Linked DNA regions of Homo sapiens: region 1 is linked to region 2. Evidence: chromatin contacts called from ENCODE Hi-C or POLR2A ChIA-PET data. All regions are on one chromosome and are shown on one strand. Each heading gives the region's core, a stretch centred on a gene start or an enhancer-like site at or near the end of the contact. The rest is flanking DNA. Distances are from core to core; before and after follow the strand shown.

What was found. Hi-C counts contacts between places; a loop is a spot of excess contacts on that map. ChIA-PET counts read pairs that join two places held with the same protein, here RNA polymerase II (POLR2A). Pooled maps may share reads with other maps.
Region 1: a loop to region 2 is called in a pooled map of ovary, with 2.0 times the contacts of the local background. The contact joins two enhancer-like sites. A Hi-C loop is called at or near these places in 3 of 168 maps with a recorded cell type or tissue (aorta and cardiac septum) and 6 of 50 pooled maps. POLR2A ChIA-PET finds 5 or more read pairs at or near these places in 1 of 52 experiments (common myeloid progenitor, CD34-positive).

The regions. Positions count from the first base shown.
Region 1 is chr12:70,043,865-70,047,927 of GRCh38, forward strand. No RefSeq gene overlaps it. Among named protein-coding and RNA genes, the nearest start is that of LINC02821, 130 kb to the right of the region's middle. Within about 2 kb of position 1,890, at least 2 of the 41 ENCODE cell types and tissues checked have a DNase peak (open chromatin) inside an H3K27ac peak, as active enhancers do.
Region 2 is chr12:70,001,296-70,005,432 of GRCh38, forward strand. No RefSeq gene overlaps it. Among named protein-coding and RNA genes, the nearest start is that of LINC02821, 180 kb to the right of the region's middle. Within about 2 kb of position 1,401, at least 5 of the 41 ENCODE cell types and tissues checked have a DNase peak (open chromatin) inside an H3K27ac peak, as active enhancers do.

The DNA.
Region 1 (4,063 bases), core at 640-3,139, 43 kb after region 2:
TAACCCACAGAGCTTGGACTGAACACTCTGCTAGATCATTTTGCGCTATCCCAGAGAATGATAGGCAAAGGAGGAACTGTCCACCAGCTCCTCTTCCTGCCTCTGTAAGCGTCTATGGATAAATATCATTCCAGGTCTAGTGTGTGTGGTGTCAGGCCACTCATCCTGTGTATGTTCCCTCAGCAGACATGATCAAACTCCCCTGGTTTCTTCTTCCTATTTTACATGTCAAGAACAAAAAGAAAATAAGATTTCATTATTATTATTATTATTATTTTTGTTAACCATATATTTGGTATGATGTATTATAATGACTTAAGCCTTTAACCCTTAATTAATCTGTAAGGGTTTTAGGAATTGTCCTGGGAAGTCCAGTAGAAGAGAGAAACTCAAAGCATTTTTTGCAATACCAGCAATGGGTTGCTAAGGCAGGGATGGCAAGCATAAAGCTCCTCATGTATCCACTGTACTCCCAGCGTCATGGAAAACATCAAAGCACCCTTTTCTGCTGACTCACCCCCCAACCCAGAAGATTTTTTGCACAGCACTCAAGAAAAACACAGTAGTTAGTTGGAATTAGCACCAGATACCCTCATGCCTGCTTTCTGAGATAAAGAATACATTGATACATTGATCATGTAACTGAAAGAGGATGCATCATCGGCCTCCATCACTGTCTGGGGGGCCAGTGCAATGCATCTAGAATTTGTATTTAAAAAGCAACAACAATTCAAAAAATCGAAGATTTATTTCATTTCCCCAATAAATGCAGACTCCAGTAGTATCTAACAGCCTTCTTGCTCCTACCTCATTGCCACCAGTCACATATTAGCAGTCTTGGCTGAAATACTAAAGATACTTAAATCTGAATATAATTCAAATCATAGTTTTGTAATATTTAATTCCACCGTGAAACTGAGCTACTATGAGATTACTGACAAAGAGAAGACACTATAGCGTAGTATTGTGTCATGGATTTTAAAGTCGGCCGGATGTGAATTTGTATCAATTTACCATCTCTTTGATCTTAAATAAGTTTCTTAATATCCCAAACCTCAGTTGCTTCTCTCTAGAATGGAGACAATAATACTAACATTGCTGAAGGTAATTTTAATCTACCATGATGATTTAACATTATATGTCAAGTATTTAGTACAGAGGCTGGGATAGAATTAGTGCCCAGTTAATGGTAGCTATTACTATAAATATATAAGTATCATACACTCAACTCACTGTATATCATGTGCAACTTTCCTATGCCTGGGGTAGACTTCTCCACTTACTATCATTCACCACACACACACAAAAATTCAGGCAGCTGCATCCACGTGGATTTCTGATCACGTGAGTCACTGTTAAAAACCTTGGCTGCCCTGACCAAAACTTTGATCGTTTTGCAAGCTGTTCCAGAAATGGGTCAGAGAGTTTTTTTTAAAATGTTTCTCTGTTAGGGAGAAAATAAAAGGATGGGGCTTTTATGTGTGAGTGTTTTGTTAGCTTCTCTGTTTCTTATCAATTTATGATCCTTTAGAAAAGAATAGACCAGGTGAATTGTAACCACAATCACACCCCTGTGATACACAGAGGTGTCATTAAACAATAAGGATCTTGTCCCAGCCAATTATCCTAAGATCAAAATAAAGAAGGGGGTTAGCACTATGTTCTCTCCAAAGCCAAAAATCTCTAAAGCCGCAGAGGAGAGAGCACCACTGCTGGAGAGGCGCTCCTTACCCAGAATGAAAACTGGGAGGAATCTTCTAGCTTCCTCCTTTTACCCACCTTCTGATCTCCTACCAGTCCTTTCTATTGGCCAAACATAGCAAAGCCACCTCACTCCTGCAGGTTGAGTCAGGCCCCAATCACACCAGCCTACCAGGAGCAGGGACGGGCAGGACAGGATCTGCGGGCCAAAAGGAAAACATCTGATAAGTAGGCCTTCCTTTCAGTTCCTTGAAAATGCCAAGCTCTTTCCAATGTCAGGATATTCATATATTCCATGTCCTCTTTCTATAATTCTTTTCCCACCACTATTCACCTCTTATCATTCTTCAAGTCCCAGTTTAAATATTACTTCCTCAAAAAGACCTTCCTTGACTACCTGTGTAAAATAGATCTCCTCTGTTATTCTTTCTTTAAAACCCTCTCTTCTTGCTAACCTTTATAATTATATACATATCTTCTAATTATCTGTTTAATGTCTACCTATCCAGGGGCTAGGAATATCTGTTTTGCTTTCTACTGCATTGTCAGAATCTAGCACAGTGCCTAGCCTATAAAGAGTGCTTAGCACTAAGTAAATAGTAACTATAATTATTACTATCTTTTATTTTTAATAATAGTACCATAATTGGATAATCAGTGAGAGATGTCAGCCCATTCTGAAATATATGTTAATTTCTTTCTGATGCTGTTGTTTTCTTCCTAATATTTAGTAAACACAAGTTGAATGTTTCAGTTCCATGAACACTTTTTAGACATTACCTAGAATACCAAATTTCCATATCTTGAGGCTTCAAAGACCATTAGGGAAAAATTGATACATTCCTTGAACTGTTAAAACAAAAACTATGTTGGCAAACTTGGAATAAACGAATTCTTTTCATCAAATAATCTGTAACTGAAAAGAGAAAAATGTGTACAGTAGAGCAATTTATCATCTGCAAAATCTCTTTATGCTTCACACATTCTGGTTTGGATCTTTTGATTTTTGTTCTTTAAATCTACTGAATGATAAATTTTCCTTGTCATTTCATAGGAGACCTTCATTATTTTTCTCCTACCATCAGTTTATTTTTTTCTCAGTAAAATTCAGCTCCCTTTTCTTTCTTAGCATTTTAACCTACCTGCTTCATGTGGGATAAAGAAATGCCCCATCTTTCACAGATAAAATAAATCTCCACATAAACGGTGACTGTTTTGTCTTTAGAGACTTTGTCTCCAAAATTTCCCACATGTGCCACAATCTTCTTAAGTTATCATACAGAGAACAACTCCTGCAATCGTGGGAAGTGAGGAGTTTGGAGGGCAACAGGTTGGCAATGGGGCGACTGAGGTGACTGTCTTGAGCAATCACCACGTATGGAGCTAAAGAGTCTACTTCCAGGTTCATTTCTGCCATTAGTCTAAGATTCATTTATTCATGAAACATTTATCAAGTGGCTACTGTGTGTTAGACGCTATGCTAGGGCTAGAGATGCATTACGGATAAGCTGTGGCTCCTGTTCTCAGGGAGCTCATTGTGTAGTATAGGGAAACAAGAAAGTAACAAATATTTACAATTTGTGATGTTTAATGCTTTAGGGAAAGTAACACAAAGCACTATGGGAAAATATGGAGGATCCCTAACCCAATTTTGGGCAGGTGTGAGGGTGGGGATGGTACAGCAAAGGCTTTCTGGAGAAAATGATGCTTGCGCTGAAAGATAAGTCTGGATTGCCCAGACAGACAATAGAATAATGTTCCAGAAAAGGCAAACAGTGCTTGCAAAAGTTCACAGCAATGTGTTATTGGTGAATTATAAGTAATTTAGGGCCAGGTTCAGGACAGGGAAGGAAGTGAAAAATGAACTGAAAAAATGAGCAGATGTTGAGAGGTTTTGCATCAGGTGAGAATTTGTTCTTTATCATCAGGTCCTTCTGCACTAACCCAGGTTAAAAGGATTGATGACAGACAGTGGAAAGAAGAGGGACTTTTGGAGTCAGACAACTTGAGTTTGAAACTTGGTCTTGCCACTAGTTTGTAATCTCGGTCAAAATTTCTTGGCCTCTCTAAGCCCTAGTTGCTTTAGCAATACAAAAGGTAATAATGTGCTCTAAAGGATTATCATTAGGGTTAAATAATACATGTAGCATCAGCACATTGCATGATGCCATGTTAAATCTCAACTATTATAAAACAAATTGCTGTAATCAAGAATATCCACACAGAGCTTTGAGTCACATACTTAAGTGAACACAAACTAGAATCTTGTTACCAGAGAGACATTTGTCTGCCTGAACCTGTTTGGATCTTTTTGTTTTGTTTATTTGGCACTGTGTTTTTAATGGTGGTGTATATTTCACAA
Region 2 (4,137 bases), core at 151-2,650:
CTTAACCAAAATGGGCTACATAACTGGGAAGCCCAGCTGTAGAACTGGCAGCCATGAGTAGTTCCAGAGCCTCACCAGGAAGCAGAGCCCCATGTCAGTCTCTCTCTTTGGTTTTTAATCCATTGTCTTCATTCCTTCCTACTGCAGTCAAGCCTTCTCCTGCTGGTGACCATGATGTCCTCTGGCAAACTGTGATTTTCACCTTTACAGCTACCCTAGGGAGTCACACTTACAAGCACTCCTCTTACAGAGAGTCTATGAGTATCTCAAGCTGAGGCCTCTCTCAGGGAAGTCCCTGCCCTCCTGCATAACTCTCTGTCCTTGGAAATTGGGGCAGCCTTGGTCTCTTCTGTTTATTGGGAATTTCAGCATCACCAGGGCCATGAGAGCAACTCGATTGTCCCCTTCACCATTTTGTTTTTCAGGTGAGCCTGGGTGCCATGATATGTATAAGACTCTTGGTGGCCAGTTTTGGTAATCCAGGATTCCCAAGAAAGGCCTGTATATTAGGCCCATGACCCAACTACACAGCACTGATACTACACCTGCCTAATGACTGATTGCATTTTGAAGAGGCTTTCATGTGACAGCACTAGACAGGAGAGAAGTGTAGGAAAGTAGCAAACTACTAGGCATTGGGCATTCTTTGCCAATTCAAATTTTAGTGTCAGAAACATCATATGTCATTTCTGCCCATTTCTTCTCTCTCCTTATATCTTATACCTGCCATCCTGCCTTTTCTTTTTCCAGGTAAGCAGACAGTGGACCTCTAATGAACACATTTTTCAAAGATCTAGCCTAACCTCTGAACATCTTTAGTCACTGAGTTAAGCAATACAAACAATTAAATTAAATGTGCTAGGTTTCTAAAACTGTGTAGAGACTTGTAGTGTCCTTAAATAGTCTCAGTTGTTTATATAAAAAGCAGTTATTAACAGGCAAGGATTAGGACATAAGTATCTAGTCACACAGTTCTTAGTTCTCAAAAACATTCAGAGAAGTTAACCAACAGGCCGCAACTGTGCTTCTAATTCTAAAGAGCTGCTTGGGTAGGGTGTCTCCCTGTCTCCATGTTAGGTTTTCCTGTTCTCTTTTCTTATCAGGGTCTTCCTTGACACAGTCTGTTCTCAAGGCCTGAGCAGCTCCCTCAGCCACTGAGCATGGGGGCCCTGGCAAAGGAGAGGGTGTGGATTTGCCAGGAAGGATAAAGGTGAGTTCTTCAGAGTAGGGCCACGCACTGAGAAACCAGGAAGAGCCCAATAAGCTTGTCACCTCTCCAGTTTCCTTAATGGGACTTTGAGTACTAAGGGGAGAGATAGTGAATGAGAGAGCAGAGGTGGCTGCAAGGCAGCAGCCCCTGATCCTTGAGGGGCTGGAAGACTTGGACGGCAGAGGCAGTGAGTTCTGCTTCAGGATCCCAGCCAAAGGAATTAGGAACTGGGTGGCCAGGACAGCTGTTTCTGAGCTCTGAAAAGTTAAGCCTGGCCAAGGATTCATGGTGTGCTGCCCTGGAAACTAGTCAAAGGCTCTCATCAAGAGCCTCTGGGAAGCTGTTTGTATAAATTGCTCTAGGTCATGCATTGGTCTTCCACATCTGCTGCCCCAGTGACTTCCCAGTGCTAATTTCTGGTGAAGGAGGAAAAGACTGCCTGTGCCCACAACGTCATCCTTCAGAAGGTGGGCAGGTGGGAGCAAGCGGTGTGGGAAGAGGGCCAAGGGGTCTAGGGCCCTGCGTTCTACCTTACCTCTGCCTCGCAGCCTGTGCAGCGTGTGTCGCCAAGTGGCTCTGTGGCAGAGGAGAGAGGAGGAGGGAGGAGGAGGCAGGAGGAGGCAGCAGGAGGCAGGAAGAGGCCCAGCTCTTCACTCTTCACTTCTCAGGGAGGTCATGAAGGTGCCCAAGGAAAGTCATATTTTATTTCTGACAAAAATTTGGTTGAGGGCCAGGAAAGTAATTCATTTTATTTTTGGTGGGATCTTTTAGGAAGGGACAAATACAAAATGTTCTCATTCATCTGCTTTAAAATTTAAAGCAGGGACTATTTAAGCAAAATGTTGAGTAAAACCAATAATCAATGAAAAACACATATAGCGGTTCCTCATCTGTTAAACTTTGGACAGGGATGACATGCCCCCAAAACAAATTTAAATGTCCCATAACCTTTTTCTTTTTACACTTAAAAACATTATGTATTTTACTGACTTTTCAACCAGATTATATGGCTTACAATCTAATCTTCTTTTGGCGAATCAGCATTGTACTTATACATCAATTACAGTAAATATCTTCAGATTCCTTTGCTTTTTCTAATTTTCTTTCTGTCATCTCTGCTAGGCTTTCTCTTATTGCTACCATAAGTGTTGTCCTCTAGAAGCAGATTACATTCCTTCCTTTTTTGTTCTAATTGTTTGTTCGTATTATAGGCAAGAAAATAGATGAGCTTATTAGAATTCTAGAAGAAAGTGTGAGCGGGATGGCTACCGGAGCCCACAGACCCTGACTTTTAGGTAAAGGCACAGAGACACACATCAGCACATATGGACATTTTTTTCTATAAAAGGAGTTTAGATTAATGCATTAAATATTTTTGAAACTCCCTCTATATGCCAGGCACTTGGCTAGGCACTGGCTGTCAAATAGAAATAATTCCCAGTATCTTTCCTTGAAACATAGACAGTTCATGGGGCATGATGCTTTGTAATAATCAGACGCCTCATCATGGTTCTTGAAAGATATTTTAATGTGATAAATAACTGCCAAGGAAGTGCTACTGACTACTAAAGAGGGGCCTTAGACAGATCTGAACATTAGGAGGGCCTCAAGGAAGAGTCCTCCCTCAGATGGAGTCCCAAGAGATTACATTTATACCTAAATCTCAGAGTAAATTGAGATTTGTCAAACAAATAAATACCATACAGCCTTTAAAATGTTGGCTAAAAAAAGAATTGTGCAAACAAATTACCCACAATATGAATGCACTTATATAAATTCTAAAAACACACAAATACTATATATATTTACTGGAACACATAAATAAAGCAAAAGTATTTATACATGGGAAGGAGACAAAGCAACTTTAGGATAGTCGTGATCTCTGGGAAAGAGGGAGGGGAATAGAATTAAGGAGAGACATCAAAGGGCCTACAACTTTTTCTGTAATCTTTATCTCCTTATTAAGAACAGAAAAGGCCAGGTGCAGTGGCTCACACCTGTAATCCCAGCACTTTGGGAGGCTAAGGCAGGTAGATCACTTGAGGCCAGGAGTTCGAGACCAGCCTGGCAAACATGGCAAAACCCCACCTCTTCTAAAAAATACAAAAATTAACCAGGAATGGTGGCATGCACCTGTAATCCCAGGTACTCGGGAGGCTGAGGCAGAAGAATCGCTTGAATCTAGGATGTGGAGGTTGCAGTGAGCCGAGATCATGCCACTGCACCCCAGCCTGGGTGATAGAGCCAGACTGTCTCAAAAAAGAAAAAAAAAAAAAGAACAGAAATAAAGTAAATGTGCCATGCCAAAATGTTTAACTATCACTGGATTCAGGTGGTGTGAATAAGCATATTGTTATCTATACCATTCAAAATATTTCCTAATATGTATTAGTTTCCTAATAAACAGAAAACTAAGAGGAAAAAATCCTCAAGCCTTTCTATTGAAATATAAGGTGGTTCTCCTTCTAATACCAGGGACCTGGAACCTGTCCATACATTTTACTCAGCTGACCTATTGCTATAATGTGGGAAGCATTGTTATTTACACGTGTCTGCTTTGCTGTGGGCTTATTTATGCCTAGACCCCCCTCTTCTCTCCCATTAGATGTAAACCCTTCAAAAGCAGGAAGCAGAACCATTGTACACACACTGAACTGGCTGGTTTAAGATTCCCTTTGTGCCCCCAGAATTAGCCGTGTCTTGCTTGTAATTGGAATTTGGTAAAGATTTTTTGGGTGAGTGAGTTCAAGCTGACTTCCCTTGAGCTCCACTACTGTAAGCTCCAGGATAAGTGCTGCCCTCAGGGAGCTCACATGCTGGAGACAAGACAGACACAGACACCTACCTGACTGGACAAAAGGATGACCTAGTGTGGCAGGTGCAAAGCCCAGGTGATTAATTCTGACCACAATGGCTGGGGGAGGGGG